4 separate regions of the Homo sapiens genome follow, and all the other regions are linked to region 4. A link is a loop called in an ENCODE intact Hi-C map of the cell type or tissue named here. Cell type or tissue: B cell. All regions are shown on one strand. Region 1 holds the start of LOC124904290 (a long non-coding RNA gene). Region 2 overlaps SETBP1 (SET binding protein 1). Region 3 overlaps LOC105372091 (a long non-coding RNA gene). Region 4 has its middle 240 kb from the start of MIR4319.

What was found. Peaks named below come from ENCODE experiments on the same cell type or tissue, not always from the same donor. Only the 100,000 strongest peaks of a DNase experiment are listed, where the experiment ranks them.
Region 1: it touches region 4 in a loop (16-fold over the local background); 9 of 110 quality-filtered maps call a loop at or near these places.
Region 2: it touches region 4 in a loop (9-fold over the local background); 2 of 110 quality-filtered maps call a loop at or near these places.
Region 3: it touches region 4 in a loop (4-fold over the local background); 4 of 110 quality-filtered maps call a loop at or near these places.

What each region holds. Positions count from the first base shown.
Region 1 is chr18:44,574,639-44,582,638 of GRCh38, reverse strand. It overlaps LOC124904290 (a long non-coding RNA gene), which reads left to right and starts at 2,686. Exons shown (of 2, transcript XR_007066347.1): 1 at 2,686-3,148; 2 at 4,376-4,676. RefSeq lists an enhancer at 3,081-3,582. In B cell, CTCF peaks have their summits at 3,247 and 3,449; a DNase peak (open chromatin) is centred at 3,408.
Region 2 is chr18:44,719,700-44,727,699 of GRCh38, reverse strand. All of the region lies in intron 2 of SETBP1 (SET binding protein 1), which reads right to left. Among named protein-coding and RNA genes, the nearest start is that of SETBP1, 43 kb to the right of the region's middle. RefSeq lists enhancers at 1,997-2,186, 2,317-2,366 and a silencer at 5,550-5,599. In B cell, no CTCF peak of the experiment used is centred here; DNase peaks (open chromatin) are centred at 2,039, 2,219, 4,209, 5,789 and 1 weaker place; H3K4me3 peaks cover 2,314 bases; H3K27ac peaks cover 7,209 bases.
Region 3 is chr18:45,099,595-45,107,594 of GRCh38, reverse strand. The region is part of intron 3 of LOC105372091 (a long non-coding RNA gene); the gene reads left to right. Among named protein-coding and RNA genes, the nearest start is that of MIR4319, 130 kb to the right of the region's middle. RefSeq lists enhancers at 3,926-3,995, 4,076-4,125. In B cell, no CTCF peak of the experiment used is centred here; DNase peaks (open chromatin) are centred at 1,034, 3,844 and 3,944; H3K4me3 peaks cover 3,057 bases; H3K27ac peaks cover 6,893 bases.
Region 4 is chr18:45,209,471-45,217,470 of GRCh38, reverse strand. It overlaps a transcript of SLC14A2 not described here. Among named protein-coding and RNA genes, the nearest start is that of MIR4319, 240 kb to the right of the region's middle. RefSeq lists an enhancer at 4,412-4,461. In B cell, CTCF peaks have their summits at 4,324 and 4,523 (motif pointing right); a DNase peak (open chromatin) is centred at 4,560.

The sequences.
Region 1 (8,000 bases), 630 kb after region 4:
ATTTATGCCTATTCTTTGGTTCATCAAAATTTAGAATCCTTGTTTATAAATAGACTCTTAGATTACCATGCCACTGTGTCTTATTTTCAAAATTTCCTAGAGTGAACATTCTAGCCACAAAAAGGCCATCATCCCATCAGCTCTAAAATTACTCCAGGCCTTTATTCAACTTCTGCTCAGGGCCTGCAGGGAAGGTCAGGGAAGGCTGTTGCTGCCTCTCCCTCTCAAGTGCCCCCTAATGAGAAGGGAGTGGTGTCATCTAAGGGCCAAATCATCTCTCAAAAACTTATTAGCTCTCCAGCTGTGACTGCCTCTACAACCTTTGTGTATATCTATCTGCCTCTCACAAACTGGGGCTTAGAGAATGCTTTGTGGGTTCACATAAAATGGTTTGCTAACCTGCTATTTCTTTGTCCTATAAGCTATTTTCCTTAATGAAAAGATAGCACTATTTTATTCCTTGAGCTGTAGACCAGGCCCACCACAATCTGCTTTGCAAACTCATCAGCTGGAGATTAGAACACCTGGCTTCCACTCATATTCTGCCCAGGATGTTTATCACATTTCATGAGCCACTCATTAAGTCTCCCAGCATAATGGTGTGTCCGGAATTGGTGGGTTCTTGGTCTCACTGACTTCAAGAATGAAGCCGCGGACCCTCGCGGTGAGTGTTACAGCTCTTAAGGTGGCGCGTCTGGAGTCTGTCCCTTCTGATGTTCAGATGTGTTCGGAGTTTCTTCCTTCTTGTGGGTTCCTGGTCTCGCTGGCTCAGGAGTGAAGCTGCAGATCTTCGCGGTGAGTGTTACAGCTCATAAAAGCAGCGTGGACCCAAAGAGTGAGCAGTAGCAAGATTTATTGCAAAGAGTGAAAGAACAAAGCTTCCCCAGTGTGGAAGGGGACCCGAGCGGGTTGCCAATGCTGGCTCGGGCAGCCTGCTTTTATTGTCTTATCTGGCCCCACCCACATCCTGCTGATTGGTAGAGCCGAGTGGCCTGTTTTGACAGGGCGCTGATTGGTGCGTTTACAATCCCTGAGCTAGATACAGAGGTTCTCCATGTCCCCATCAGATTAGTTAGATACAGAGTTTGGACACACAGGTTCTCCAAGGCCCCACCAGAGCAGCTAGATACAGAGTGTCGGTTAGTGCATTCACAAACCTTGAGCTAAACACTGGGTGCTGATTGGTGTGTTTACAAACCTTGAGCTAAACACTGGGTGCTGATTGGTGTGTTTACAAACCTTGAGCTAGATACAGAGTGCCGATTGGTGTGTTTACAATCCCTGAGCTAGACATAAAGGTTCTCCAAGGCCCCACCAGAGCAGCTAGATACAGAGTGTCCATTGGTGCACTCACAAACCTTGAGCTAAACACAGGGTGCTGATTGGTGTATTTACAATCCCTGAGCTAGACATAAAGACTCTCCACGTCCCCACCAGACTCAGGAGCCCAGCTGGCTTCACCTAGTGGATCCCACACCGGGGCTGCAGGTGGAGCTGCCTGCCAGTCCTGCGCAGTGAGCTCGCATTCCTCAGCCCTTGGGTGATCAATGGGACTGGGCGCCGTGGAGCAGGGGGTGGTGCTTGTCGGGGAGGCTCGGGCAGCACAGGAGCCCATGGAGTGGGTGGGAGGCTTAGGCATGGCAGGCTGCAGGTCCCGAGCCCTGCCCCGCGGGAAGGCGGCTAAGGCTCCGTGAGAAATCGAGCGCAGCGCCGGTGGGCTGGCACTGCTGGGGGACCCAGTACACCCTCCGCAGCCACTGGCCCGGGTGCTAAGTCCGTCGTTGCCCGGGGTCGGCAGGGCTGGCCGGCTGCTCCGAGTGCGGGGCCCGCCAAGCCCACGCCCACCCGGAACTCCAGCTGGCCCGCAAGCGCTGCACGCAGCCCCGGTTCCCGCTCGCGCCTCTCCCTCCACACCTCCCTGCAAGCTGAGGGAGTGGGCTCCAGCCTTCGCCAGCCTAGAAAGGGGCTCCCACAGTGCAGTGGTGGGCTGAAGGGCTCCTCAAATGCCGCCAAAGTGGGAGCCCAGGCAGAGGAGGTGCCAAGAGCAAGCGAGGGCTCTGAGGACTGCCAGCACGCTGTCACCTCTCAATGGGATCTGGGATTGGAAAGAGCTTTGAAGGTCTTCTACCCCATCTTTCTGTCTATTGATTGAATATCCTCTACTTTAGAGATGTTCTTTTTCATCTTGCTATAAATGGAATGCAACCACCCCAGCCCCTCCCCAGGGGAGCTTTTGGGCTTCGAGTTGGGCTGCTGTTGAGTTTTGGTGGCAGTGCCCAGGAGTATCCGATTTGGAAGGAAATGAATATGATTCAGCTGTGAAAATTACAAGTTAGATTTTGGCTTTCAGGCCATTGTGTATTTTTAGAACCAGAGGAGAATAAAATAAACATTATTTTAGGCCTAGTACAGATTATTAATATTATATTCAGGAAAAAAAAAAGCCTTCCTGGTGATTGGTTGAAATAATTTCTCCTAAATATAAATTTTCCCAACTGTGCTAATTTTCTCCAGGATAATATTACAAATCGTATTGATTAATGCCCACCCCCTTTTTGTAACGATTTCTTTGAGATTGGGAGTAGGGAACTGAATGAGTTCACTTTATTATAGCTACTTTGCCAACCGAAAGCCACTTGAGAGGAGAGACGTTTGTCTTCATTGTTACGTCATCTCCTGTGTAGCACAGTGGCTGGCACCACGTAGGAGGACAAATCATGCTTGTGGAGTGAGTGAATAATCAGAAAGCGTAGGTCCTGATAATAGAAGTTAATGACTGAAGTATCTACACTTATTTATTCCCTAACATCCCTTGGGCACTTAACTCTTAGTTAGATACTGTTTAAAACACTTAAAAAGTATTACCTCACAATTACTCTATCCTAAGGTAGCAACTCTATGATCCCAGGTTTATCATTGTGCCACAGGCTTAGGAGGGAGGTCTGAACAAAAATGCAAGAAAAAGGAACTTCTGTCCTCCAAGCCACGTCGTGGTAAAGATGCAGCATACCTCTCAGAAATTTAAGTTAATAGAAACAAGCACTACATGCTAATGTACATGGAATGTGTGACTAACAGAGAAAAAGTGATACTGTGAGGATGTAAAAAGTGAGCTAACTCGAAAAGTCCTCAAGAAGTAGTGTTAATGGTGAGTATGTCTATGCGATAGCTCCTTCCGGACTTGCTGCACAAACAAAAAGGTATAATGATTTTGGTCCGGGTGGCGTTTTGGTGACCTTCTAATGTCATCATGCAGACTGACAGCCAAATCACCATTCATCCACCATCTGCTGAGCTGGGAATGCTGGTGAGGTTGAGTGAGGTTTGTCAAAAAGTTGCCCACCCTATTGTAAATGAGAAAGCAGCCAGGAAGGCCGCAACAGGCAAGGAAGTAAATGGCAGCGATTAACTTCAGAACACAAAGGGAACCCCTAGTGGGCTAAGTGGGTTAATGCATTTTCCTGACTTGGCTGTTAGTAAAATCTAATTAAATCAGATGCTACTAATTTGAAACTCTTGCTTATTTGGACCAGCCTGAGCTAAATGTTGCTTCTACTCTTGCTAGGAAGGAAAAGGTTTTCTTAGCAAATTACTGGGGTAAACAAGATTGCAGATAATTAAAGTGCTTAATAGAATAGTAGAGAATCAAATTTGCAAGAAAACAATCATTGTGCTATTTTTAAAATGTTCTTACCTGTTCATTAAAGCAGGCCATTAAAGGATCTCTGCTTCTTCACACTTCGTTAAGCTGGTTTGAATTGTTATGTTTACTAGACAGTGAAGAGAAAGGACTTCTCTAATTCCTACTGGCCTCTTCATAGCCCAGTTAAGTCCGAATTAATGACATTTTTTTTATGGGCAATCTAAGAGAGTCATTTTAGAGAGATTGTTAGACTTGTCCCTTTCTTACTGGAGGTTGAACTGGGAGTCTGCAGAAGCCACAGTACACTACACAAATTTCTACATAGAGTCTTATGAAGGAAACATTCATGGCCGTGATTTCCCAAATAGAGACAAGTGGTTAGGACCCATGGTGGAGCATCATCTTCATGAGTATTATTAACTCCTTGGTTCCTGGGAAGAGAATGGAAGAAAAGAAATGAGCTAGACTCTGTAGAGGAATTTCAAGTTCATGTGGGAGAACTACAAGCATCTGTAGTTGGCACTTTTAAAATGGGCTCTAAAAAATTAAAGGTTAAAGAGATTTGCCAACTATCTCTTATTTTTATACTTGTTTTAAAGTGTCTTATTTTAGTCTAATGATCATGTGAATCTAAAGCAAAGACATTCTGGATATTTTGGATGTTTGGATGGCTACTTAATTACCTACTCGCAATATTCATAGCTTTCTTTCTATTTGTGTTTATTATTGCAGTAATACAAAGAACTATCTAATGCTTACCAGTAATAAGAAAAAAAAATACAGAGGTATAAAAAATATATAAATTGTGTGCTCCCACCATAAGAAGGCAAACGGCATCCCTAAGAGCTGTGCAAATAAAGCCTTCCTGGAATTTGAATAGAGAAAAAAAACGGTGTGAGGATCGAGTCACCTGTGGCACATTGTAATAAATTTGTTGAACTGCATTGGAACAGAGCATACAGTATGCACATTGTGAGCAATGATATAATTCCAACAAAATGATATCACATTAAATTAATGTTGTTAATTTTAATTTTATTGGTTTTCTTTGAATTCGTTTGCACATTTGTTTGGTTTTTATAGTTCTATAAGAGTCAGAAGCATAAGGGATTTATAGGTAGTTTATGTATATTCATATTTAAGTAACATTTTAATAAATATAATTTAAACCAATACTGGGAGTTCAACAGTACTTTATTATTATTATTATTATTTTTATTTTTTATTTTTTTGAGACAGAGTCTCGCTCTGTTGCCTAGGCTGGAGTGCAGTGGCGCGATCTCGGCTCACTGCAAGCTCTGCCTCCCGGGTTCACATCATTCTCCTGCCTCAGCCTCCTGAGTAGCTGGGACTACAGGTGCCTGCCACCAGGCCCGGCTAATTTTTTTGTATTTTTATTAGAGACAGGGGTTTCACCGCGTTAGCCAGGATGGTCTCGATCTCCTGACCTTGTGATCTGCCCGCCTCGGCCTCCCAAAGTGTTGGGATTACAGGCGTGAGCCACTGCGCCCAGCCTAAGAGTACTTTATTTTTTAAAAGGAAGTTGGAGAACTAATGATCTATAGAACCACAGATTATTGGAAATTGAGAACTTGGAGATCACTGATCTAGTCCAGTGTTTCTGAAACGGGGTTCCAGGGAACCCTGTATTGAGAGGTGTTCCTAGGCATGCCAAAAAAAACCAGACAGGGGTTTCTATAATCAAATAAGCCCTGAAAAAACAGAGCAGTATCTTCCTCTTGAAGATTCGCAGTACTTCTTTATGAAATAAAGTCTCAGCAAGGGCCAGTGATAAAGAAATCAGGCCGATTTTGTTCAAAGCAGCATTTCTCAATCTTATCAGCACCCGAAACCCCTTGCTATAGAGGACCTGCTCCCATCCCGCAGGTCCAGGCCCTCATTTCACAGAAAAGGCAATGGAGAGGATATAGAGGGTGGAAGAGTGCCCCACCCTCCAAAATTCATGTTTACCTGGAATCTCAGATGTGACCTTATTTGGAAGTAGGATCCTTGCAATAAAATTAAGATAAGGTTGTAATAATTAATTTTATGTGTCAACTTCCTTGGGCTTCAGGGTGCCCAGATATTTGGTCGAACATTATTCTGGGTATTTCTGTGAGGATGTTTTTGGATGAGCTTAACATTTAAATGAATAGACTGAGTACAGCAAATTGCCCTGCCTGATGTGAATGGGCCTCATCTATTCAGTTGAAGGCTGAACTAGAACAAAAAGGCTGACCATCCCTGGAAAAAGGGTGAGTTCCTCTTGCCTGACTGCCTTCCAGGTGAAGCACTGGTTTTTCCCTTTCTTTGGACTCAAACTGAAACATTGGCTTTTCCTGGCTCTGGAGCCTCTTGGCCTTTGGACTAGAACTACATTATCACCTCTCCTGGTTCTTCGACTTGCCCACTGCACATCTCGGGATTTGTCAGCCCTCATAATCAAGTGAGCCAATTCCTTAAACCTCTTTCTGCATGTAGATATATACATCCTAATGGATCTATTCCTCTGGAGAGTCGTGACTGATAGAGGGGTCATATTGGATTAAGGCGGGCCCTAAATCCAATGCTTAGTGTCTTTATAAGAAGAGAAAACAGAGACACAGAAAAGACAATCGGGGAAGAGGTCCCATGTGATGACAGTCAAGGATTGGAGTGATGCACTTACAAGCAGAAGAATGCTGCAAACTGGACTGCTGCAACCAGCAGAAGCTAAGAGGAAGCATAAATTCCCCTTCTGAGGTTCCAGAAGGAACTAATGCTACTGACGCCTTAATCCTGTACTTCTGGCTTCCTGAACTGTGAGATAATTTCTGTTGTTTGAAGCCACTCAGTTTGTGGTAATTTGTTATGGTAGCACCAGGAAACACACACACACACACACACACACACACACACACACACAAACACAGAGACAGAGAGGTGAAGTGGCCTACCCACTAGCAAAGGCAGGACTAGAGACCAAGTCTCTCCATTTGCAGCCAGTACTCCTTTCATTGCATCTATTCATTTATTTTTATCCCTATTTTGTTCCAGAAAAAAAATACACATACCATTTTTTTTCCTTCAGGCAAATAAATACAAGAACTAAAACCAAAATACAAACAACTTACAACAGAGAAACAAGCTCATTTCTAGAAGCAACAGAGCCCTAATTATCTGTATAAAATCTAACTATACTGCCATACGAGAAACTAGATTTTCCCAAGAGTAAGACTATCTATAGAATGTCAGAACTGATGTTAGATGTGTAGATGTTTGTGACAATTATTTTATTTTAGAGAGATATTTTTATAGATCTAGTGTATTAGTTTCTAGTTACTGTTTTAACAAATTACTACACACTTAGCAGCTTAAAACAACATGAATTCATTCATTCATTCATTCATTCATTCATTTAAATTATGAAGGCCAGGAGTCAAAAATCAGGCGCTGTGTGCTAAAATCAAGGTGTCAGCAGGGCTGGCTGTTTCTTCTGGAGGCTCTAGGGAAAATCTGTGTCTTTGCCTTTTTGGCTGTCCACATTCCTTGACTCATGACCCTGCATCGCTCTGACCACCACTTCTAGCATCAACATTTCCTTTACACCTGTGACTCGTCTGTCTCCCTCTTATAAGGATCCCAATGATTACTCAGCTGATTCTGGATAATATCCCTATGTCAAGATCCTTAACATAACCATACCTGCATACTCCCATTTGCTATGTAGGGTCACATATGGAATGCATAAGGTTCTGGGGATTAGGCTGTGAGTATCTTTGGTGGTAGGACTCTGATAAGAATTCAGAGTGGTATGAGCCCCATGCGTTACGCCATTATGAAATAATCATAAAAGTAGACTTATAAGGTATAATAAAAGTAGCCTTTTAATTCAAGGTCCTTCTCAGATTTCCAGGGTGTACAAAGTCCACATAGGCTTCAATTATGCTTTGAACTATACATAGTGACAAAAAATATAGAAAGCAGAAGTTTAGGAAATACGTTATTGTAAATCGGGTTTTGTTATTGCTTTAGTTCCACAAGAAAACAAAATATCCATCAATGGAGCTCAGTCGCATCGCCGTCTCTCTGTGATGATCCTAGCCACTCTCCAGGCACAGCAATGGTTTTGTCTATAGAGATCTTGTGAATTTGAGAAGGAACCCAATCCAATATTGCTCCTTGAGAATGAGATAAGGATATTTTTGTTTGCTCATAAACTTGTGAAGGACAAGGATGTCTATGCTATTTAAAAGTCTTTGCAGGCAGGGTGCGGTGGCTCATGCCTGTAATCCCAGCACTTTGGGAGGCTGAGGCAGGCAGATCACCTGAGGCCAGGAGTTCAAGACCAACCTGGCCAACGTGGCAAAACCCCATC
Region 2 (8,000 bases), 490 kb after region 4:
TCTTTCACCTTCGAGAATCTGATTTTATGATGGTGGTAGAGATTTCATATTTAAGGTGTTTTGAGAGCTTGGTGAAGACACAGTAGGGGTTGCGTAAATGATTGTTGTTCCTTTGAGGTTGAAGGGAACATTCTGGACATCTCAAACCATTCAGTTGGCAACTTACTACAGGGCTCATACATAGACAGTGTCCACCTACTGTCCATCCCCCCACACTGAAAAGTGATGCTGGCCACTCACTGAAAAGGCTGCCGTGAAAGCAGCAAGTTTAGAATGTCATCTGAATGCGTCTTTGTGAACCACAGGAAGATAGGCATTCAGCAACAAATCCTTAAGATGCTTTCAAATGAGAAGGAAGGCCCTGCCTCAAGACAGGAACCTCTGCAGATATCACTTATCCTAATCTCTCACCCCAAAGTGAGAGACAGAAATAAGGACACTGACAGTAAAACCTTAAGAGTTTGTTTTATTTGGGTATCAACACACACACACACACACACACACACACACACAGTGATCAAATATTTCAGTCAAATGCATGCAACTCATCCAGAGAGCTCAAACACTGAGTTATCCAAATGTTCCAATGCTAGTTACCCAAACGAACATTATGGAAAAGGACTTCAGAGAGAAGAGTCTGAACAGCAAAACTGAAACATGTTTATAGTGTTAAAAAAAATAAAAAGCTGTCCACCTCTTTTATTTTGCATTTGGATAATGCTTTAAACTTTCCAGGATCCTCTGATAACCACTCCACCCTCACGATGGTAAGATCAATGGCAAATGGATTTATCTCCCCAGTTGATCCCAGAATGAAAAACAGAAACAGAGTGTGTGCACAACTGACACACAATAATCTAGCCAGCCCTTTCATCTTGGGCTCTTCTCCACGTATTATTACAAAAACAAATTATGTAACGAAGCACACAGTTGTGTGGCTTGAGGCATTTATTAAAAATAGGGCCTTTATGAAGTCTTTGTGTACTTTACATATTTAATAAACTTCAAGTTCATGTCACTTAGAATCAAACACGTGATGAAATTTGAAAGTAATATTATTACAGTTTATGACTTCTAATCTGCAAATGGGAGGCGGTCCTATATAGCTTTGTGTTTAAGAATATGAACTTTGAAATCAGACTAACTGGACTTCAAACACTACCTCTTTTATATACTCTCTAGATGTCATTTGGCAAGTTATTCAACCTCCCCATGCCAGTTAACTCATCAGCAAAATGAGAACAGTAAGATTTACCTCTTAAGAGTTTTGGGGAGGATTACATATACATTTGCAGGTAGTAGGCTTAGATTGGTGCCTCCCATACAGAACTCAAGAGATAAGTATTATTATTTGATTATTCATAATCTCTTTCAATGATTGCCAGCTTTAGTTACTACAACAAAACAAAGTCCCTACCTTCCTTGAAAAGAATGTATTATGTATCTAGAACTGTTGGAATGAAAATCAAGAAGGCTTGAAATGTCACTTACAAGCTATGTGTAACAACTCACATGAGTTAGTTGTTAAAGTTTAAAAATTATGTAAGGGTTTCATGAAGCTTTAGGAATGGTCCCTGAATTGGTGGAAAGGAAATTCCCTTCTGAACTTAAAAGTCAAAAAACTTCAGAGGGAAGGAATCTTTTAGAGATCTACTCAAGGTCATATGAAAGTTCTTGGTTCTAATTCCATCCAGGCCACCAGAGAGCCAGGAGATGCCCATCCCCTTTGAAGCTTCTCATGCCTCCCTCCCCACCCCTGGCCACTATTACCACCCTACACCCTTTTCTAACCATAGATTTCTAAGTAAAAAAGGAAATTGTCTAAAACTGAAACTGCCTTAGTCTATTATTGGCTTTGGTGGCTGTGGGAAGAAAACGGAGTTGGAGGGGGGAGGTATGTTGATGAAAATAATCTGAGTCATCACTTCCTGGAAGAGGTGACAGCACACCCAGAGCCGCTGGGAAGTCAGGGGGCCGAGGGGGAGGAGGTCCCAGCTCTGCCACAACCTCACATAGCACCGGGAGGATGTCCCTTAACTTCTGTGGGTTCCTATTGGCAAAATGACCCTAAAGGCCTTCCCAGCTATATGCCCCTATAATTCAGGAAAGGTCCTGGTGAATAAACCATCAGTGCTATTCACTGTCAGCCTAGAAAACAAAATGAACCTGTGCTCCTAAAATATGAAAGCCGAATCTTTCAAGCAAGGGCAGGCTGGTTATGGTTGAGTCAAGACATAACTGCTTTGTTTCCTAACTACTTCCCCAAACCCAGACTCTGCCCCTCCACACACACCCCCCAACCCAGTTTTGCTACACAATTCCTTGGACAGTACAGGTAACTCATTAAGAACAGAGGCCCTGGGATAGCCAGACTTAGTGCAGGAATCACTTTATAGTCTCTCTTAGATGTGAAATTATATGAAATTATTCCCCAAACTGTGAGCAGATACAGATGATTACCAGATTTAGATGTTGAAAAGAAAAGAACAATAACAGCATCAAGATGGGAGTCTCACGTGTTGCAATCACCTGCTTATGTGTCTCCCTAGCCTTGGGAGAGAAAACTGGCCCCTTTTACATTTATCTGATGGTAACTCTATGGGCAGCTACTAAACCCTCCTTTGAAAGTAAACCCCCATTGCCAGTGACCATGTGCTAAATGAGTGAGTGAAGAAATGAATGCTGTGCATCCCAAATTAGGAAGCAAGGAAGGAGGGCACATTCATACAGCTCCTTGAACTCTGCACACACTTTGGCTTCTTGCAGTAATTTAATAATATTCTTGCTCATTCATATTCTTTCTTTCCACTTCCAGCCCCACCCCCACTCATTATGTAGTCTGACTGAATACCACTCAAAATATTTTCTCAATTAGAGGAGAAAACAGGAATTTGCCACTTGTCTGCCTCTATTCTGCTGCCTGTCAGCCTTCAGCAAATATTTCAATCCTGGGCCTTTGCCTGCTGCTAACCCCTGTCCTTTAACCCTTGACCCTGTCCTCTTCAAATCCTCTAGGCTTTACCTTCTCATCCTCCCAGCCCAGACACTCCACTCCAGGGCTGGTGTCACAGGCTACTATGTTTAACCACAAGAGGTACAGTGATGCCCCTAAAGCAATCAGAACAAGAGCTGTGCTTCTGAGATTTGCTTATCTGATCAAAAGATGCTCAGAAAAATTAACATATCACAGTGGATGAGAGACAATCTGTAAACAGACTCCCACTCTCACTTACCTATCTCTGGTCTTCAGAGCCTCTTCTCTGGTCTAGGCCAGCTCCCCTCCCCCACCCTATATCCTAACTCCCTTAAATGGGCATGTCACTGAGATTAGAGGCTCAGGGGTTGGCTGTAAGATGCAGAAATAAAATGGAAATCATGTCCGCTAGAGCAGTAAGATGCAGAGCTCCTCTTTGACTTTTCCCAACATTCACATTCAGCCAAACCACAAGATAATTTGCTTCTAAACCCCTGTCCCAACTTCCTCTAACCACTGCAACTTCCCTGGCTCCAGCTAAACCCCCAGCCCTGTGACATCCAACATTAGAACCACTGGGACTCATCATTTCCCCATCCTTGCCTGTGTCCACCAACATGTGAGCTGTGCCACTTCTGGGTGTTTCTGTGAGTATTTGAGAAAGGCGTGGAATATTTCAGGACTTTTTCGTTGGCAATGACTACTTTGCTCTCTGATAGCACTCCTTCCCATGTAATTAATAGTTCTGTCTCTTGGCTCGTTAAAAACGAGACCCTCAGGTCCCAGGCAGCATTATGCAGGGTAAATCATGTTTAAGTAACTGCATAACTAGTGGGTCAGTTTTATCTTTTGTCTTGGCTGCGACCATTATTTAGCTGGGTTCTCAAAATGCCCGGCAGTGAAGCTTTCATGTCAGGCCAGTATTGAAAGACAAATGTTTTCTCCCCTCCCCACCCCCACTGCCAGCCCCTCTTCTCTGAATGCTGCATGCACAGGGCAGCTGGGAAATAAAAGGCCCCTTTATCTGATTATCCTGGGCAAAGGCGTGGTAGGTTCAGGAAGGTTCAAGAGAGAAGTGCCAAACTGTAATAAGATGGGCCAAGCAAATAGTTGGGGCAGACTCCCATGCAGTGGCAATGACCGGCCACAGCAATTCAGTCTCCTGTCTCATTTTTAGCACTCAGCTTTGTGATGACTAAAAAGGGTGTTGTTTTTTTTCCCCCCGCCGACTGTCGCTGATTGCCATGTGATCTTGAACAAATCACGAGACATCACTGATCTGGGCTCTATGTCCTCATCTGTGAAGGGAAGACAGCTCTGATGATCTTCAAGGTCTCTTTCTGCTTTAACATTCTTTGTGTGTATCCATCAAGCAATAAAAAACAGTGTGACCCTCTCAAATAGCTATGGAGAATACCGCCTGACAGTATAAAAAGAGGACTTCTGAAGAGATGAAAGCAGCAACTTTCTTTATAGGCAGAGTTTGTCTCATATAAAAGGAAGTGAGAGGAAGAGAAGGAGAAGGAAAAGGCAAGATTACCCACTTCACAAAGGAGAAATTAAGGGGTAGGGAAATTTTGTCCAATTAACCCAGTTATGCCTAGTGTTCCATTATTGGAACACTAAGCTTGTGGGAGTTATTTATATCCTACTGCTCAAGGTCATCACCAAGGTCTGATTTTTCACACCCAAAAATTTTCAACCTCCAGCCTAAATGGGTTAAATTACCAATGTCATACAATTAGTTATTGGTGCTGTTAAAAATAAAACTCAGAAGGACTCCCATTTTTGTCCTAGATTCTAATCCTATTACATTATCCTTCCCATAGGATATTGTGATGATGAAAAGAAACGGTATTTGTGCTGTTTAATTTTTGCAGATTTGCATTTACCATTTTCTTTGGCCAATCTGGAATCCTAGAAGCCTACTAGAGAACCGTCCTGAAGACATGCCCTTCACAATCATCAGCCTTCTACAAGCACTCAGATGGGAATCCTTTAGTGACCATCAGAACCCAATAACCAGTCCCTTCATGAGCGTACTCCCGAATTTTGTTCATCCCATCCACAGAGCACGTGATGCTCACCACTGGAAGACAGAAATCATGGTGGCCATGCAGCCTTTAGACAGCTGCAGCACCCGAATACTGCTGCTCTGCAGGAGGGTCTACAATAGGTCCCCATAAACACTGTAGAATTAATTGAGACAAAACAACAGTATCTTTGACATAGAAGGATCCATTGGTAGCAAATACTACTCTAACATCTCCCTTAGCTTATAACAAGCTGCCCTAAATACGTTCTGCCTCTTGCTCACACACACCACCCATTAAGCACAAGAATTGAGGCAAAATTGTGTGAGAAGGTAGGGCAGCAGGGGACTCATGGGAAGGTAGGGCAGCAAGGGAAGGGGGCACAAAAAGGCGACCGGAGATGGTGACTAGGAATATCCCAAAATAATATAAACAGGTTCCCAGGATTCCTTCCTCTCCTACTGAGCTTAGAGCCCAGTCAAATCCAGGCCCCCCAAACATCTATGTCAATGTCATACCAATGCTGGGCTCTTTTCGGTACACACATGCATGTCCACGCAGATGCCCTCTCACATACACATGTCCAGATACCCTCTAGTTGGCAAACAAGTGACAATATGCAAATTATCAGAAGCCACAAAGATTTCACATGCATGTCCACGCAGATGCCCTCTCACATACACATGTCCAGATACCCTCTAGTTGGCAAACAAGTGACAATATGCAAATTATCAGAAGCCACAAAGATTTGCTTCGGTGGGGAGCCTGAACAAACAAGGAACAATTTTGCAAGTGACCACAGATGGCTTAGGTAGCTTCTCTGCTTACAATGGACACTAACAAGATTTGCCAGAACTAATTCATTCTTTCACACCATTGCCCTCTTCCCCCACCTTCTGAGGGTAAGGAAAAGTCCCCCTCATGGCCATATGCATTCTTGTTCCTTTTCAACACAGAAAAAGTGCAACTCGTTCATCCACAGTGTGAATGGGTCATATTTAAAGCGGGTAACATAGATTTAAAAGGAGATACTGTGGAAGCAAACATATGCTGACTTCTCCCCCGCCCCCGACCCACCTACACCATTTCCCTAAAACCCTTATTTGGAGAAAGGGGTAGAAAAGAAGAGATTTATGGAGTCCCGTGCTGAGCTGGAGAACCCAGTAGCAGAAAAGAAATGAGTGGCAAAGAATAGACAAAACAAAATGGACTAGAAACAGACAGTGAACCTATCAGATGAAATCCAAACCTTCTCACATGATGGGTTACAACTGGCCTCATATACAGAAAGTAAACTTTGGCTTTATGCAGCAAAGGAAGAAACACTTGATGCAGTCTTTCCTCTGTGCATTCCTATATGAGGCATAACTCCTGGAAACAAAACTCCAAGACAGAGGCTGGATTCAGGACCTTTGTGCATACCCAGAGCTCTTCTTCATGCAAGGCCCTTTCCAGTCAGCTTTCAATAAGTGTCAGTAAGATGCTTATGAATTCTTAAGAAAAGAAATCAATTACTTCTTCAAAAAAACACCTGAACTTCTCTAGGTCACAAGAATAGAGACCTTAGAGGTGGCTCCTTTCCACGTCCCAGAAGGCTCTCTCAGCCTCTTCTCTGTATGTGATGACAGAACTCAAGGCCACTCATGCCCTTCGCTGGGTGCTGCCATCAATTTCTAGCCAGTCTCTGGGCTCACTCCCCACCAATGCTGGACGCAGTATGATGTCCTAAAGCATCTCTCTGCACATTCCTTCATTCTCTTCTCCCCAAGGGGTTGGGGTGGGGGGTGGGGGTTGGAGGGCTCCATTGCTTTCTTAGTGCACGTAGGAAAAAGTCAAATCTGTCTGATCTGGCCTACTGAAGCTTCCACTCCAGATTTTCCAGGTCAACTCTGCAGTCCAGCAGATCAAGGCTGCCCACCATGAGCACTTTGCCCTCTGCACAGTGTTCAAGCACACTGCCTATACCCCTTTCCCTCCCACCTAAATCCTATGCTTTCTTCAAGGCCCACTCAAGCTTCTTCCTCCATCCCTCCCTGTACTCTCTCACATGTTCCACCATCGGGTACAACATAAGCACCATGCGTGGGCCTAACCTCCCTAACAAGGTAGACACTGGGAAGCTTCCCCAAAAGCCAGACAAGTCAGTCTAAACTGGGAGCGATGGCTCTGCATCCTGTCACCTGCTCAAGTGCCCATGTGGTTCCTCTCTTCATTCCCAGGCATCATTCATACTAGGTGTAGCTGAATTTGTCTACTTTTTTTCTCAAATATATATGTTGGATACCTACAGCAGCGGCTATTGAGAAAACTATACTGTTGATTCGATAAAATTTGTTTACATGTACATAATCATGTTCATGTGAATACTTAGTTAGTTATAGGAATAGGTATTTCTATGGTGATGTCCTGGAATATCAGAGTTGGAAAGGACTTCAGTGTCTTCTGCTTCATGGCCTTCATTTCAAGAGGTGACCTCTGAGAACAAGAGGCAGGTGAGGAAACACAGGTGGTTAGGGAGAGAGACTAAAATTCTTGCTTCTTAAGCCAGGGCTCTATCAGATTGTATGCAATATCTATCATCCCAGAGGCTATACATGCTCACACATATGTGTATGAGCACACAACAGTGCACTCTCTCTAACATGCAAACCAATGCGCGCCACCCTCTTCAGCTGAGGTCCTCAGAGAATCATGAGGACAGAATGACACAAATGCCTGAGAAGTCCCCGGATGCTCTCCAGATTTGACATCTTCTCACATGTTTGTCCTCCCATCCAGATCTTTGCCTCCACTGCCAGCAGGCTGTGTGCTTTGACCTCTGACCCCCACAGCTGGACTGTCTTCTGAGGATGACAAGCTCCAAGGACCAACAATTATCTCCCAGTGTTAAATAAGATGAGCAGAAGTGGCCACTGCTGCTCCTGCAATCAGGGCCCAGCCAGAGAGGAATCTGCTGCAAGTCTAAAATTGGGAGCAAAGGTCAGCTGTCATTT
Region 3 (8,000 bases), 110 kb after region 4:
TCTATCAGAAAATATTTGTTGCGCACTTACTGCATTCCAGGCAGTGTTCCAGGCTCTTAGGCTACAATAGTGACTAAGTCAAACCAATCCTCTTTTGTTATGGGCTTACCTTTTTGTGAAGGGATACAGAGGTAAAAGGTAGATGGTAAAAGATAAGATGGATGATAAAAAATAAGAATCTAGACCTTTATTCTCCTTATGTTAGTCAGCTATCCTTTGGTTATGAGCACTAGAAGACGGATGGATGGATGGATGGATGAATATAGATGAGTAGATGGGTAAGTGGATAAAGATATAATATGATATAATATGATAGATATACATGAGATGATTTCAGAAAGTGCTAAGTCCTATGAAGAAAATGAAACAGAACGAAAATAAATACATTTTAAGAAGAAGGACCCATTGTGGAAGCTGCTTTAGGCAGGGTGGCCAGGAAAGAATTATCTTAGAAACTGATACACAAACTGAGATCTAAATGACAAGGAACAGCCAGCTACAGCGAGATCTGGGAGAAAATATTCTAAGTTTAAAAGAGACGAAATCAAAGTCCTGAGCTGATGGTGTCCTTTGTGTGTCCAGGGCACAGAAGGAAGGCCAGTGAGGCTGGAGTGTGGTGAATATGGGACAGAGTGGTAGGAGGATTGGAAGAAGATACAGCGAAATAGGTAGGCAAGCGTCAGATCAGGTAGGACCTTCAGGCTGCAGGAGAAGTTTAGATTTTATTACAAATGTAAAGATAAATCACAGGAGGGATATCAACAGGAGGGTTTCCTAAGCTGATTTGTATTTTTGAAGATCTCTCCCATAGCTTTGTGAAGACTGGCCATATAATGAAACAACAGAGAGAAGAGAGGAACTGCTGGGCGGCTGTTGAAGTGGGTTGTAGCACTGAGATAACAGTTGTGGGATTTGGCAGCATATACTAGAGCCACTCTAGCCAATACAGTAGCTACGAGAGTGCCACATGTGACTCTTTCTATTTACATTTATGTTAATTAAAAATAAATTAAATTTTCAGTTTCTTAGTCACACTAGTCACATTGCAAGTGCTCCACAGCCACATGTGACTTGTGGCTTTTGTGTTGGACAGATATAGAACATTTTTGTCATCACAGGAAGTTCTACTGGGCAGTGCTGCTGCAGTGGTAAAGCCACAATGTCTCCATACCAACTAGCTGGAACAGCTGTAGATAAAGACAATGCAAGATTTTCACATCAGATAGATCATCAGGAAAGCAGAAACAGACCAAATGCTTCAGATTTTTTTTTAATCTAAAACAGGCAAAAGTTGATGTTGGTTTGATATCTTTCTTCTCCTATTTCTGTAAGATTATTGGATTATCACAGACTGGTGCTTTCTGACCTCCACAGTCCATATTCCTTCTGTATCTAGCCTTTTATCCTGATAAATTCCTAGTAAGAACCTAGACCTTTATTCTCCTTAGTCAGCTATCCTTTGGTTATGAGCACTAAAAGTCTATTCAAACTAGTTTAAATATTAGAAAGAAGTTATACATGTAAATATATAACTCATAGAACCCAATGGCTACATAATGGGGTATCATAGGACCTGCAGAGTTGGGAGATACTAAGAATTTCTCATCTCTGCTTCATTTTTCTGTCACAGATGAGCTTCTCTACTCGTGCACTCATCACGTAAATCAGAGCAGTACCCAAAAGTGGCCACACCCTTTGAATCTATATAGGTTTCTAGTTAAAGCACTGACACTCATTAATTTAATCTACTTAATCTAGGAGTTCCTTTTTAATTCTGAAAAGAGACATGGATTTCCTGAGCTTCATCTGGTGTAGTTAGCCATGGCATGGCTTGGGGAGCTTCTGGTACTTGGGGTTACATTTCAAAGAGGAGGTTCTCTAGAAGGTGGTGTGAATGAAGAAGAAACAGCAGTAAAGAAATGACTGCCATTTTTGCCAGTGTCCTGTTCTTACTCAGTATTCATGGAACCTAGTGAAGATTATACCAAAGCTACAACAGGCCAGACAGGCACCTATTAGTTATACATGTATTTAGCAATAAGCTTGGCATTCTAGAAGACATGAGTCCTATGCTGTAGGTATTTACTAATTGCTAGACATTCCTTAAGCAGAATCCTTACCTTCAGAGGAAGGAACCAAAAGGAATAAATCAGGCAATCAACCTTTGACTAGTGTTATTACAAGTAAAGGGAAAAGACTCAGAAAACTGGTAATTTCACAAAAGTATTGAGGGAGATAGATGTTCTTGTATCCATGACTACTCAGGCCTTCTCTGGTTTCATCCCTAATTCCTTGCTCTGAATTCAGATGGCTTCTTGCCATCTGACAAGATCACCTATGGTAACTTCTTGGTGGATGCTCATAACTAGAAGCTTGAAGACACAGGCTGTGGTTTCTTCATCCTTTATCCAAAGCACAGTTTCTGGCATAGTAGATGTCCCATAGATGTTAAATGCATGGGTGGATGGATGGATAATGATTAAAGCCTCAGTTGAAAAGTTTGGCATTCTTATGAATTCTGCTTAGTCCCCCTGGAGAGGCCAGATCCTCTTCTTCATCCACATCTTTATCCTTTTTTACCAGTCTTTTTCAAGAGCAGGGAATTTGTATTGGTATTGAGGACTTTGACATTTGTATTACATGGGAAAAGCAAAAGACTAACAAGGGGATCATGTTCACATTAGCCTGAGGGACTGAGTAGTTTTCAGTATTCAAGCTAAAACAAAACACCTTTCTCTAAGGGTGTAAATGCAGCTTTAATTTCAAAAATGTGCTTTTTCTTAGAGGCAGAGGGAGTTAAATAGTTCATAACAAAAGGTGAGGATTCCTGGTATTGAGTTCTAACGGTAATGACCATTACACAGGTTTTTGATTTGTGCTGGATTGTTGCTGAGCATTAAGGACATCCTACCAAAGTCCAGGAAACTGCTAATTAATCCTGCAGGAGACTGCAAAGACACACTTGCCATTCATCCAGCAAGTGCTATTTAAAAGCCTGTTGTGAGCATCTGAGTGCATTTGGGCTAAAGAGCTCATGGACTAGACGCAACAGGAGCTATACAGACTACCAGTGCACCACCAGCGTGCACCAGAATGCATGTCCCAGCAAACAACTCTCAATTGGCCAATTTGCAACAGGGCACCCTTTAGCCTCTTTGGCCCTGGTCATTTCCTTCCCACCCTGCCCTTTTGGAGGCATCAACATTGAGCTCAAAACATGTTCAGTGCATTCTTTGCAGTGTACCATTTGTACCTTCAACAGCTAGGCTGACATTTGTTAAGGTAATATAAGAATGCAGCAGATAGACAGGAAGCATGAACTTCGGGTCAGTGAATCCAAAATGCTCTCTCACTACAGCCTGTTTTCTGCACAGCAGGCTGTGGCTCTAATGACTGTTTCTCATTGAACTCCTAGAAGAGCAGCAGTCTCCCTTTCCTTCAGTATCTTGCCTGTTTCTCCTTGGGGGACAATCAGCCTCTTGTGCTTTTTTCATTCTAATGCAATGAGCCTCTAAGAGTTGGCCTCCCAAGCTCTTTGGCAGTAAATGCATCTTGAAGATATGAAGACACAAGCAGCCACCTCAATAAGGAAGAGATACAGAAATGTACTGTGAAGTTTCATGTGACTAGATTCAGTTCAGTGAGCATTTACAGAGCATCTGGGCAGGTGTTCAAGGTAGTGAGGGGGCAAAACCTTTTGAGAGCTTACTACAACCTGGACACCAGCACTGGAGCATTACCTGAGCCAGCTTAATTCATACTTCCCCACTCTGTGAGGACACACTAGAGGACACACTACAGTCTGAATTTTAGACACAAGAAATGGAGAGGTTCAACAACTGGCCCAAGTCCCACAGGTAGAGAAGGCTTTAAAGCCAGGACCTTGCATCTATATCGAAGCCTAAACTCATTCCACTTTTCCACTGTGTCTTCCTGAAGCTGAAAAGGCACAGGAGATAAGGAGGAGACCACCCCTCATATTGTCTTATGCCCAATTTCTGCCCCCAAAGAAAAAAAGGAAGTAAAAACTAAAAGGCAGAAATGAAACCCACAGGCAGACAGCCCGGCACCACAGCCTGGGCCTAGTAAAGATTGGCCCCTGACCTAATTGGTTATGTTATCTATAGATTACGTTGTATGGAAAAGCACTGTGAAAATCCCTATCCTGTTCTGTTCCACTCTAATTACCAGTGCAGGTGTACACAGCCCCCAGTCACGTACTCTCTGCTTGCTCAATTGATTAAGACCCTCTCACACGGACCCCCTTAGAGTTGTAAGGCCTTAAAAGGGACAGGAATTGCTCACTCAGGGAGCTCAGTTTTTGGAGACGTGAGTCTGCCAATGTTCCCAGCTGAATAAAGCCCTTTCCTTCTACAATTCGGTATCTGAGGGGTTCTTGTCTGCGGCTCGTCCTGCTACAGAGAGATGTAAGTCCAATCAACAAGTGATGGGTATACACATGTAGTTTAACAGAAAGAAAGGAGCAGAGCATCCCAGCAGGAGTCTAAAGAGGGAGGAAGTTGAGATAGGAGGGGCCTGAGTTTGAGGCTCAGTTCTGCTAATCTCTTGCCTTCCTACAAGGCAGCGTGGAGGTGAACCTGAGTGCTCTGTGAGCTGTCCCCGCACTTCACAAAGCCTCCACCCTATGACGCCAAATTCTCCCTGCACTTAAGGCTCCACAGATGATCTGCCTATCTCTCCTCAAAAGCTTCACCAATTCTTGCATTTTTAACTCAACAAGCATTCATTTAACAATTAATATGCATATTAAATGCATGCTTCCTTTTAAACACAAGTGTTCAATGTCAAACATTTTATTTGCATGTGTGAAATAAAATATATCCAATTATTCATTAAGCAGTATCTTCATAACAAAACAGAAGTGGCTAAAATAAAGAACCTCTGTACAAGTGGTTATTCTCCAGCTATTTTAAAAGTTTCAAACAAAATCGTCAAGACATATTACTAAATGAAAAAAGCAAAAACAAGATACAGAACATTTAATAAGCTAGTGTGAGTGTGTGTGTGTGTGTGTAAAACACAGGAGACCAATAACATTGATTGCCTCCAGGAGGGAACTGGATAGCTGAGGAATAAGAACAAGAGGAAGACTTTCACCATACAGAAGTGCTTTCCAAGCTACCTGTGAGGGAGAAGGACCAATATTTTTCCCCTCATTCATTACAGACCAGTGCATGGTCCTATTACGTATGTTTCTATGCAGATTGCTTTATGTACCACTTACCACATGACTTTGACAATGTTCAAACCCATTTATTCCCTTTTCCTGGGCTAAAGTCCACTGGTTTTACACTTGGACGTAGAGAAAATGTCACATTGCTACAGAAGTTTCTAACTCTTACTTTTTACTCTGAATTTCTGTTGTGTACAACAAGAAATGAATGTGTACAATGTAGTTTAACAAAAAAGGAAGGACCTCACGTGAAAAAAAAGAAAACAGTTCCCAGAAAGGCACTGCCATACATCCTCCTGCACTTTTGACTTTGAATATATGATCTTTCCGGAGGAATTTGCTTTATAAAAAAATTGCCAGGGAAACACCCTTAGCAGAAGTGAGGACAGACTTGAGGATCTTCAATTCCCTTGGATGCTCTCTTGCAGCATCAGCTATCAGCAAAAGTGTGAGACTGTTCAAGTCTGTCTGTGGCTCTTTCACCACCTTCTGTAGTAAACAAGATGCTCCATCCAGTCCTTTCACCTCCTTTCTGGAGGAATCTTATGGTTCCTTCCTCTGTACTCTCTGACACTTAATGTGGAGGCCAACTCACTCTTATGTAGGTATACAGTCCTAATACAAAAATACACTATTTCCCTTTCATGTAAACAGAGAAATTGAAAATATAGTTTTCCAGACTGAAGGAAACAAAGCCTCAGGATTGGATATCAGATTTGAGTATTTTCAGTTGGCCACAACTTACAGCTGGTCAGCTCTCAGGAAGAGTGCATGAAAAATCCTGGGAGTGGGGTCAGGAGACAGGGGTTCTGTAGAACGTTCATGGTAGGTGTGGCAAGAAGTTCACAGGAAGGAGACACTAAAATTGGAGATTAAGGTAAATGAGGCTGGCCATTTCAGGTTCGTGTAATTCATTCAAGTAGTGATTAGAACTAAACTGTGCTAAGTCATCTTAAAGATCCGAATAGTCACCAGTTCAAACGTAACCAGGCTGAATATTTTAACAGGTCTAAAGAGGGAGAACATGTCTATCAGAAGCACAACACTGTGGAGTTCCAGGGTCATCTAAGCCATGACCAAGGGAGATGTGTCCAGACCTGAGGACAGAACCTACCAGGTCCTGGTGGCACAGCTGTTCCTGCTGCAGAGATAGTAGTATCAACCTTGAACTACTGCTCACCAGCACAGAGCTCATCCACCCTGTTCTCACGACATATGGATTAAGCAATCTGTTAATACAGGTTGCACCACCATGTGTCTTTGCCTACGGGAGAGAATGTGTTGGCTCTTCTGTTATATGTCTCATTATAAATTACTAAGCTGGCTCTGTAGTTTATATTCCAGGCTCTTATAAACCTAGATAATGTGAATCTATTCTGGCCATACAGATCTACTTTTGGTCAAGAGGAAAATGAAAGTGAATGAGCATATGAGGCTAAAGAACTGACCATGGGCAGGGGTTATTCCAACATGGCAAAACTACGTGAGGCCTTGTGGCAGTCGGGTGGCTAAAGACTGGGAAGCTGGCCTCACAATGCCTCTCTCTCAAAGTCCTCATGTACTTTTGGTAAAAGCAGAAGCTCTAGACATAATCTTGAGGCTTCTGTACTGGTTTTGATTTGGCATGGCTCAACAATGAATAATTGCAGTATGTCTGACATGCAGTTATACAGTTATAATAGTTGTAATTAATGACCAGGTTAAAAAGGCCCCATGTCAAAATGGCCAAGATAAAAAGCCATATACTTTGTAAAACCTGCTTTAAATTTAAAAAAGTTGAGATAATCCATGTATATGTTTCAAATTTTAACATGTATTTTTAAAGTACTGTGAGAAGTCTCCCACTCTTGCCTTATTTGCCAAGTTTCCACAGTAATCCCTGTGATTAATTTACTGTCCATTCGTGTAAATAGTTTGGCATACTCAATCCAATAAAATATATGTTTTTATATATTTCTTTTTTTACACAAAGTCCCATGCCCTGTGCTGTCTTTTGCATATCGTGATGATCTTTTGTTAGTATATCTTGGGTGATTTTTCCATAGCAATACAAAAACAAAGTTTCTTTCAGGAAGTCATATCATTCTTGTAGTAAACGAGGTAAGAACACAGGATTTGGCATCGGACAAACACAGCTTCAACAGTTACTATTTAAGTGCCTTAAGTGGGTTTTTTAACTCTAGTAAATTTTAAATTTCTAAATCTACAGAACGAGGAGAAAAATACCCTGTTTACAAGGTTTTTATTAGGTCTGAATATATAGGTGGAACCCTTCCCATGTTGTCATGCACAGGGTCATAGGAAAGAAGAGGAAGGAAGCAAGAAGGTGGAAGAAGGAAGAGGATTTCATAGTAGCCTTATTTTCAGGTTCCTGCAAATCAACCAACTGGGCACTGGATAGATGAGTTTCCTCCAGTGAACTTCGGTGTCCTCATTTTTTGTTGTTATTGTTGTTGTTTGTTTGTTTGTTTTTTGAGACAGAGTCTCGCTCTGTCACCCAGGCTGGAGTACAGTGGCACAATCTCGGTTCACTGCAACCTCTGCCTCCTAGGTTCAAGGAATTCTCCTGCCTCAGCCTCCTGAGTAGCTGGGATTATAGGCACGTACCACCACGCCCGGCGAATTTTTTGTATTTTTAGTAGAGACGGGATTTCACCATGTTGGTCAGGTTGTTCTCGAACTCCTGACCTGATGGTCCGCCCACCTCAGCCTCCCAAAGTTCTGGGATTACAGGCATTAGCCACCATGCCCAGCCTTCAGTGTCCTCATTTCTAAGCAAGGAGAATTAGATTGGACAGTTTACAAA
Region 4 (8,000 bases):
AAAGCCATTCCTCACTGTTCTAACCCACTGTGGCTACTATAATCACACTCATAACTATGTGGAGACTTGTTCTTCTTTTTGGTAGATGTTGTAACTTGGCATATATATATTACATATTATAGAATATGTAATATATGTACATTATATATACATATGTATATATGATGATGTATATATACATGTAATACATATCTATGTAATATATGTATATTATATATAATAGATATATAACTTGGCTTATATATAAAAACATATATAAATATTTATATTTATATAGTTTAATGTGTTCTCCATATTTGGTTAGAGAAATCTGTTGCTTTGGGGATGATAAGGATTATTAAAATAGAAGTGCAAGGAAAGGAGGAAAATTGGGTTTTGAATCTACAGAGACATAAAGGTTATGAAAGTCAAGCTTGGTCAAGAGAGAAGGGCTTTTTGAAATTCCAAAATCTCCTCTTTCCAGATGAGAAGCCAAGCCTGGCAACTCAATGTTAGACTATTACCCTAACTTAGAGTGTGGAGAATAGACAAGAAGGGAAGTTCTCACCAGATAGGAAGAGGAGAGTGCTTTTCCAGATAAGGAGGAGGAGGATTTTGTGTGGATGTCCCCAGGATAAGAATATAGTTTGATTCTCTGAGAATCAAAGGCCCTAACCTTCTTGGGCCTTGGCCAAAGGTGGGAAATAAGTTGACCGAAACATCGGACTAGACAAAATGAGTTCTTCCAGAACACCCAGGACTGCTGCTCGGCCCCCCTATGTCCAAGATGGCAGGAAGTCTCAAATAGGTGGTTCTCAGAGCTCTGAGTACACATGATGTGTGCATTGCATGCAGCGGTACTGTGAGTTCCCATATACCGCAGAAAGTGGGGTGGGGGACAGAGGAGTGCTGAGATTCTGTAACACTGGGTTAGATGAGAAGAATAAAAAATACACGGCCTCTCCAACACCGATATATTTCAATGACTATGGGCTTCAGCTGTGAGCACCAACATAACACCCCCAGAAAACAGATGAGATTAGCCATAGCAGGCAGATGCCAGCACAAAGTATTCAGGAATCAGACTAGACCAGCCTCACTCTGTTGGCCAGCAGGGAGGACAGGCCACAGGCACCCCCTTGTCCCAGAAGACATAGCTTTCCCTGCACACATCGACGTCTTGGGAAGGGACACAGAGGTGCTTCTTGTGAAAGGGAAAATAGCCCTGATTGAGCATTTATACTTGAAATTCACTAAATATTTGCCCAAATTAGACCAAACCACACTTAAAAAACTATTTTAAAATAAAGAAGATTGAATTGGCCTTGATTGGAATACTTAAATCTACCCCACTACTATTGGTAGAAGTGAGGATAGAAGTTATAGGGAAAAAAAGTTTATTCTTTTATTTTCTGACCCATTAACTCAAGAGTGTGTGAATGTTCACTCCTTTTTACATGTTTGACACAACAAGCAGGCTAGAGTTTCCTGGAGATCTGTGGAATGTTTCATGTTATGTACTCAATAGGTGTCCCTAAATGTACACTGTATGAAGAAACAAAAAGAAGAAAACATGGATTTCGTTTCTTCCCTGCCTCTCATTCCACCAAAGCCAAAATAAATTACAAAACAGAGAGACCAAAAAAAAATACCATTATAGAAATCACAGAGAGAATTCTGTAAAAAGAACCGGTACTGGGAAAGTCATAGGGCTTAGTCCTTAGAATATTAATAATCGTAACCACAGACAGTCTTCCTGCAAAGCTTTCTGTCAATAAGCTGCGGCAAATATCTATCTAGACCAGTGAAGTCCCACAGAAGTAATAAGTGAAGTTTTCAATCTTCAAAAATGTTTGAGCATCTCTCTCCTATGGAAGAAAACCCCTAGAACTTCTCATAAATGGATATTTCCCTTGGGGGACTAATATCCTCTCCAGAGTCAGACTTGACTTCTTATGATGTGATGAAGCAACATTCACAAGGAAGTCATGATTTTTTTTCCCTTTCCTATTTTCTTAAAATTCATTTAACCTTAAGAAGTCATTGAACATCCATTTCTTTTTTTTTCTGACTAGGGCTTTCAATAAGGGAAAAACTAGGGCAAATTTTAGACAAAGCAAAAGACAATCTTAAAAGTTGACTAGGCCACAGAAATCTAAATGACAAACTTAACAGGGCTGACTTTTCCTTGGTGTGTAAGACAGGCGTGTAAGGCTATTAACAATAGAACTCAGCACAAAGCCCTGTGGAAAGCAGGTGAATATTGATTCTTAATCTTAAACTCATGAATAATGTATAAGGCAATTTTAGTTTAAAGATACAGGCATTTTTTTCCTGGCACAATGGTTTTTAGAAACTCACTGTATTCAGTAACCCATAAAGAGAGTCTTCTCATCTTTTAAGAAGCCTTTCAAATTTCATCTCATTCCTACAGCCTTCCCTGACCATCCAGTCCTCACCAATCACTCCCTTCTCTAAACTCCAAGAGTACTTACTGCCTGTAGCACTCACTGGATATAAGCTATTAGGTATCTTTTTTTTCTTTTATTTCTTTTCTTTTTTTTTTTTTTTTTTTTTAAAGACATGGTCCGATAGATACTAAAACCCTGCAGGGTAGGGGTCACATTACCTTTCTCTTATTATTCCCAGTACCTAGTCTGGAGCCTGATCCACAGACCGTAAGTGTTCAATAAATGTTTGTTGTTAATGATGACATGTTATAGACACATCTGAAACATAATCTGGATAAACATAATACTGGAAAAGTGCAAATCATCATTTAACAAACATGCAAGCCAAGAAATCAATATGAGAGAGCTGTCTGAGTACCAAGTGAAAGACAAAGTAATACCCTCTTCCCTGCCCCAACATCTAACATGGTGATGGATTATGCTACATAAAATTATCGATAAAGACCAATGTAGTCACAATGATTTCTAAGCAGTAACAAGAAATATTAGATACAAAATGTAACATTACAACAAAGGCAGCAGAACTGAGAGGCCATTGTGGAATAATAGATACATTCATCTGATGAAGAACCTCTTTGCAAATAAGCAACTTCAAGCATAATGAAAGCACAGGGCTTTCCTTTCCTCCCTCTCTATCTCCCCAACCCAGAGACCGAGATTCTGATTTCCCTCAAGATACACAGAATGCACGTCACTTGCCCCTTAAACAGAGGAGGAGGAAGGCAAACTTGAGCATTCAACTGTTGCCAAAACAAACCCAAGCCTTTCAAATGAGTTAAGTTCTCATGATATGAGTCGGGTTGAGTAAATTTATACAATTCTCATTTACATACACACAAAGAGTAAAACAATCTACTTATTTCTTGTCTGAATTCCTATCTTCTTCAATAAGATTTGGCTTATTAACGTAGCAGCAGAAGTTTGGGCCAAATCTATCTAGCAATGAACCTCATCTCACCTATCTCTGTCACTCTTGCATACCCTTTTCCTACCTATACCCTTCCTTTTATCCTGGCAGGTGGGGAATGCTTAGGCAGAAAGCTCGGCCATTTCTATTGATCATATAGGTAACATCTTCAGCACTATTATTGGTCTGACGACTGTGAAACAATAATAAAAGTGGTCAGTCCAAACGTCCCTGGGCCCTGGCAGAGATCTGGGGCAGATGATGGGAAAGCGAGAATCATGGGTTGATACTTTCCCCCAAATTGTATATGCCTTACTGTGACATAAGCAGCCTGAACAGGATCATTAATTTGACTGGTCACTTCATTGGAACATTGATAAGGATTTGACTGGTTTTTAATAGCATGTACTAGTTATGTGGACTAATTAACCAATCAATAAGATTTAAACCAGTACATTTACTCCTCACCTCATCCTCTTCCATGTTACTCAGTCACCTTTAACGTTTTGAATGGGATAAAGAACTTACAAAACTAATTAGCTATATAGACAGAGCCATAATGGCCTGCATTTTCTCCACTATTATTAATGCTTTTGGTATATAAAATCTACTAGTTAAAAAAATGAAAATTGAATACCATGGGTTAATCTAGGTATAGTAGTAACAATTCCCTATAACCAGCTTGGCTTCCTTCATAGCTAAAGGATGACCAGTACCATCTCATCTCTTTGAAACAATTGACTGGTGGTGTCTTTTTGTGGGTCAATATTCTCATTGAAAGAAAGAATATATTTTCTCCTGAAAAAAATATATAAAATATTCCTAAATTTAGTGAATTCAGAAAGCCATATAATTACAGCATACAGAGTTTTCCTTCTAGATCCTGAAGACATGGACTTATAAATGATGCAGGGCAACTCACGGTCATTCAGGTCCTGTTGGCACAATGAATGGAGGTGCTCCAAGCCTTTTCCTTGTCTGTAGGTAGAGGTGCAAATACTTCAATGAGATATGTTCCTGTTCAGAAACACCCAGGATGAAAACTGGAAAGGGTCTGCCAAGAAATACAGAGGAGCTCTTTCAGCATGGTCGTTTTTTAGGATGATGGAGGCAGCTTACAAAATGGTGAGTTGGAGCAATGGCTGGAGCCAGCCTAAGGAGGCACTATGGAGCAGAAAGTTGGATCCCCCACTAGATGGCGCCAGGACACATCTATGGCATACGTGGGTACTGTTAACCATGGCACAACAGAGGGATCGGATCAGTTTTCACAATTCTGTATAGGCCAGGTCCTAATACAGTACCAACGGACTAAAGTGAGTGTATGTGGGTGTTTTATACGTCTTTAAGTTTGACCCTACATTGAAGGGTACACCTGGGGTGGCATACGTGTGTGTTCTTTGGAGTATGATTACCTATGCGGTTGTGAGTGTATCTCATGTATCACATGTGCACACACATACAATATAATAATACACATGTGCGTTAGATTATATAGATAAGGGATCAATATAGGTGTAGCTAAAGATTAGGGGCCATTATTACAATAAATAAGGATCACGTTGGAGGAGGGGGATTAGCTTCTCTTGCGCGTACTGTATGCCAGACCTTTTCATGTGCTTTCTCATGTAACCTTCACAACAGCTGCAAGAGGTGCCTACTATTGCCCCATTTTCACCAAAGGAAATTTGATGGACTTTGTATAGGTTAAGGAACTTGTCCAAGGTCACATAGCTAAGGAATTACAGGGCTTGGATTAAAATCCAGTTCTGCTAAGCTTCAAAACCATAATACAGTTATACCTCATACCACATTGACTTGCTACAGTTTCTTACAATGTGCAAATTAACTCCAGGGAATATGGTTTGTGGTATGTTTGCACAAATATACTCACATGTGCACTATACGAAATGAAAATACCTTCTATGCAAAAGTTTGATCTATGTTGGACTACAAATATACATAAAAAGTTGAATAAATATGGCATTCCACTTTTCCCTCTTCACCCCAGGATAATTATTAAATAACCCTATCACAGAAAAATATATAAGAATTAATTCCAATATATGATTCAATTAAAATGGGAGTCATTTAAAAGAATATTAACTAATTTTAAAGTAGATATATCAAATCCACATGTATACCTAAATGAAGCCATTCACTATTTACCTAAAAATACATTAGCATTAAGGTAACAATACAAGTTCCATTTATGTTGTAGGAAAAGCCTTTTCTATTGAGATGGTTGGCTCTCATCTTAACTCAGCCCACTCAGGTATGGTTTTTGTCATTGGAGATTTTGTAGCCTTTGGGCATCAGCCTTTTAATTTTCTTTTTGTACAGAAAATGTATTGTTCTGTACATTGTGTTTTGACAGACTAAAGAATGTAGTGTACATTGAGTGTTTAGCACAGTGTCTGGCAAAGAGTAAGTGCTGAATAAAAGTCAACACTAGTGATTACAATGGCTATAAAGAAGGAGAAAAAAGCAGAGGAGGGAGAGAGCAGAAAGAAGAGAAGGAGAGTAAGAAGGAGGAAAGAGAAGGCAAGAAGGTAAGAAGAAAGAAGAGAAGAGGGTAGAATGGTGGAGAGATCAACATGACAATTAATTTGAATTAATTTGTAATTTTTTTCTTCTCCCTAAAAGTTAAAGAAGTCATCTGAAACAATGTGGAATTTGAAATACCTGCCTTGCACACTGCAGATCATTCTATTTTTCACCTTAAATTTTGTGCAGTTTTCTGTTTGGTCTAAGATTGGTTAGTTTTCCTATAGGCTAAAGAATAATGTGCTAAGAACTGAGCCCCCGGCTGAGACTGTGGGATTTAAAAGGGGGAGAAAGGTAAACAGCATTCCATCAAGTTGTACTTTGGGCACTGGGAAAATATGTTGGTTGTGCTGTCAAGAAATTGACTTTTTGGCTGCATGATAAAGGTGAACTCTGGCACTCCAAAACTGGATGGAAATCACAATAGCTCCTTCTAGAAAAGTCAAAGCAAAATAGAGACATTTTCTCTGGTGCTTCAGATCCGTAAGAACATTATCTGAAAAGAGAGATCACAACTCGGGAAAAGGGGAAAATAGGAAAACATTGCCTGTTGCCTTTAGTAATAAAATTTCACTTAGCAAATTTCCTAAGATTTTTGTCATTCTGGGCCTCAGTCTTTGTTTCTTTCATTTGTGTTAGAGAATATTTGAAGTTGTACTGAGAAAAAAATAGTAGTAGTGTTAATAAAGCCTAACATGAATGAATCACAGAATGCACAACAACACATTCCATATTCTATATCACGTTATGCTCAATACAACCCTATACATTGGTACCATATTACAGATGAGAAAACCAGGCTCAGAAATTTGAATGGTTTGGTTAAAGTTACACTAGCAGATGGCAGAGCAAAAACTCAAAACCAAGGGCAAGCTGAGGCCAATACCAATCTTGTGGTCCATGATGCTGTACTTAGATGACATTCAAAATGCCTGTGGCAGTGCCTGGCACACAGTAGGCATATGACAATACTCAGCTTTACTTTCTTTCAAAACAGCATTACGCTCTTGCCTAGGTTAGAGTGCAGTGGAGCAATCATCGCTCACTGCAGCCTCGAACTCCTGGGTTCAAGCAATCCTCCTGCCTCAGCCTACTGAATAGCTGGAACTACAGGTGCACACCCCCATGCCCATCTAAGTTTTAAATATTCATAGAGGCAGGGTCTCACTATGCTGTCCAGGCTGCTCTCAAACCCTTGGCTTCAGGCAGTCCTCCCAAAGTGCTGGGATTATAGGAATGAGCCAGCATGCCAGGCCACCTTTGTTTTATTTAAAGGAGTACTGCTTTTGGAGGGTTATCTCTTTCAGTAAAGTTCCATTTCAATCTGTACACAGTGTTGGAGAATATCAGGTGCAGAAAGTGATACCAACTTCAATCTATGGGTATGAAATACTCATTCTATCCTGGATGTTTCTGTCTTGCAGACCCTAGATCTTGGCATAAAAGCCTAGCATCCTTCCCTGGGCTCGAGCGACCATGATCTGGAGACAACAGTAGGGGTTGCCTACATGGATATTTGAGGAGGTAAGACATGCATTGGTGAGAAGGAACACTTCTGATGCTATCGGGCTTTCTCCATCCCATTTGTGGGCATTCATACTGACATAATCACATGGTATGCATAAAGTTGTAAAACTAGAGGAAAATTCTAAAGCTTGACCTTGTTTCCAGTAGATAATTTCCTGAGATATTAGAGGACTATATCAAGTGGAATCAGGAGCACTGGGCATGGTTGTGACCAATTAATTATTGCCTCAATAAGAGAGCATGTCCATCAGCTATACTTGCTGTTGAATAAATAGCTGTCTCGATTCTTTCCCTGCAGTCTCTTTTTATCTTCTTAATCTCGAAAAATAGGTTAGCAAGATGAATGAAGAAATCAAGGTCCACAGCAGTCCAAGGTTACACATTAGATTCTAACTAACTTGAAACCTAGGTTTCTGATTTCCCAGTCAAGAATAATCTTTAAGACATTTCTACAAATTCTAAAAGATTCTTTACTTGTTAAAAAAAAAAAGAAAAAGGAAGGGGTGATTCTAGTTACTTTAAAATGTTCAGAAAATGCAGCATTCTCTATCATCCTTTCAGAAATTAAA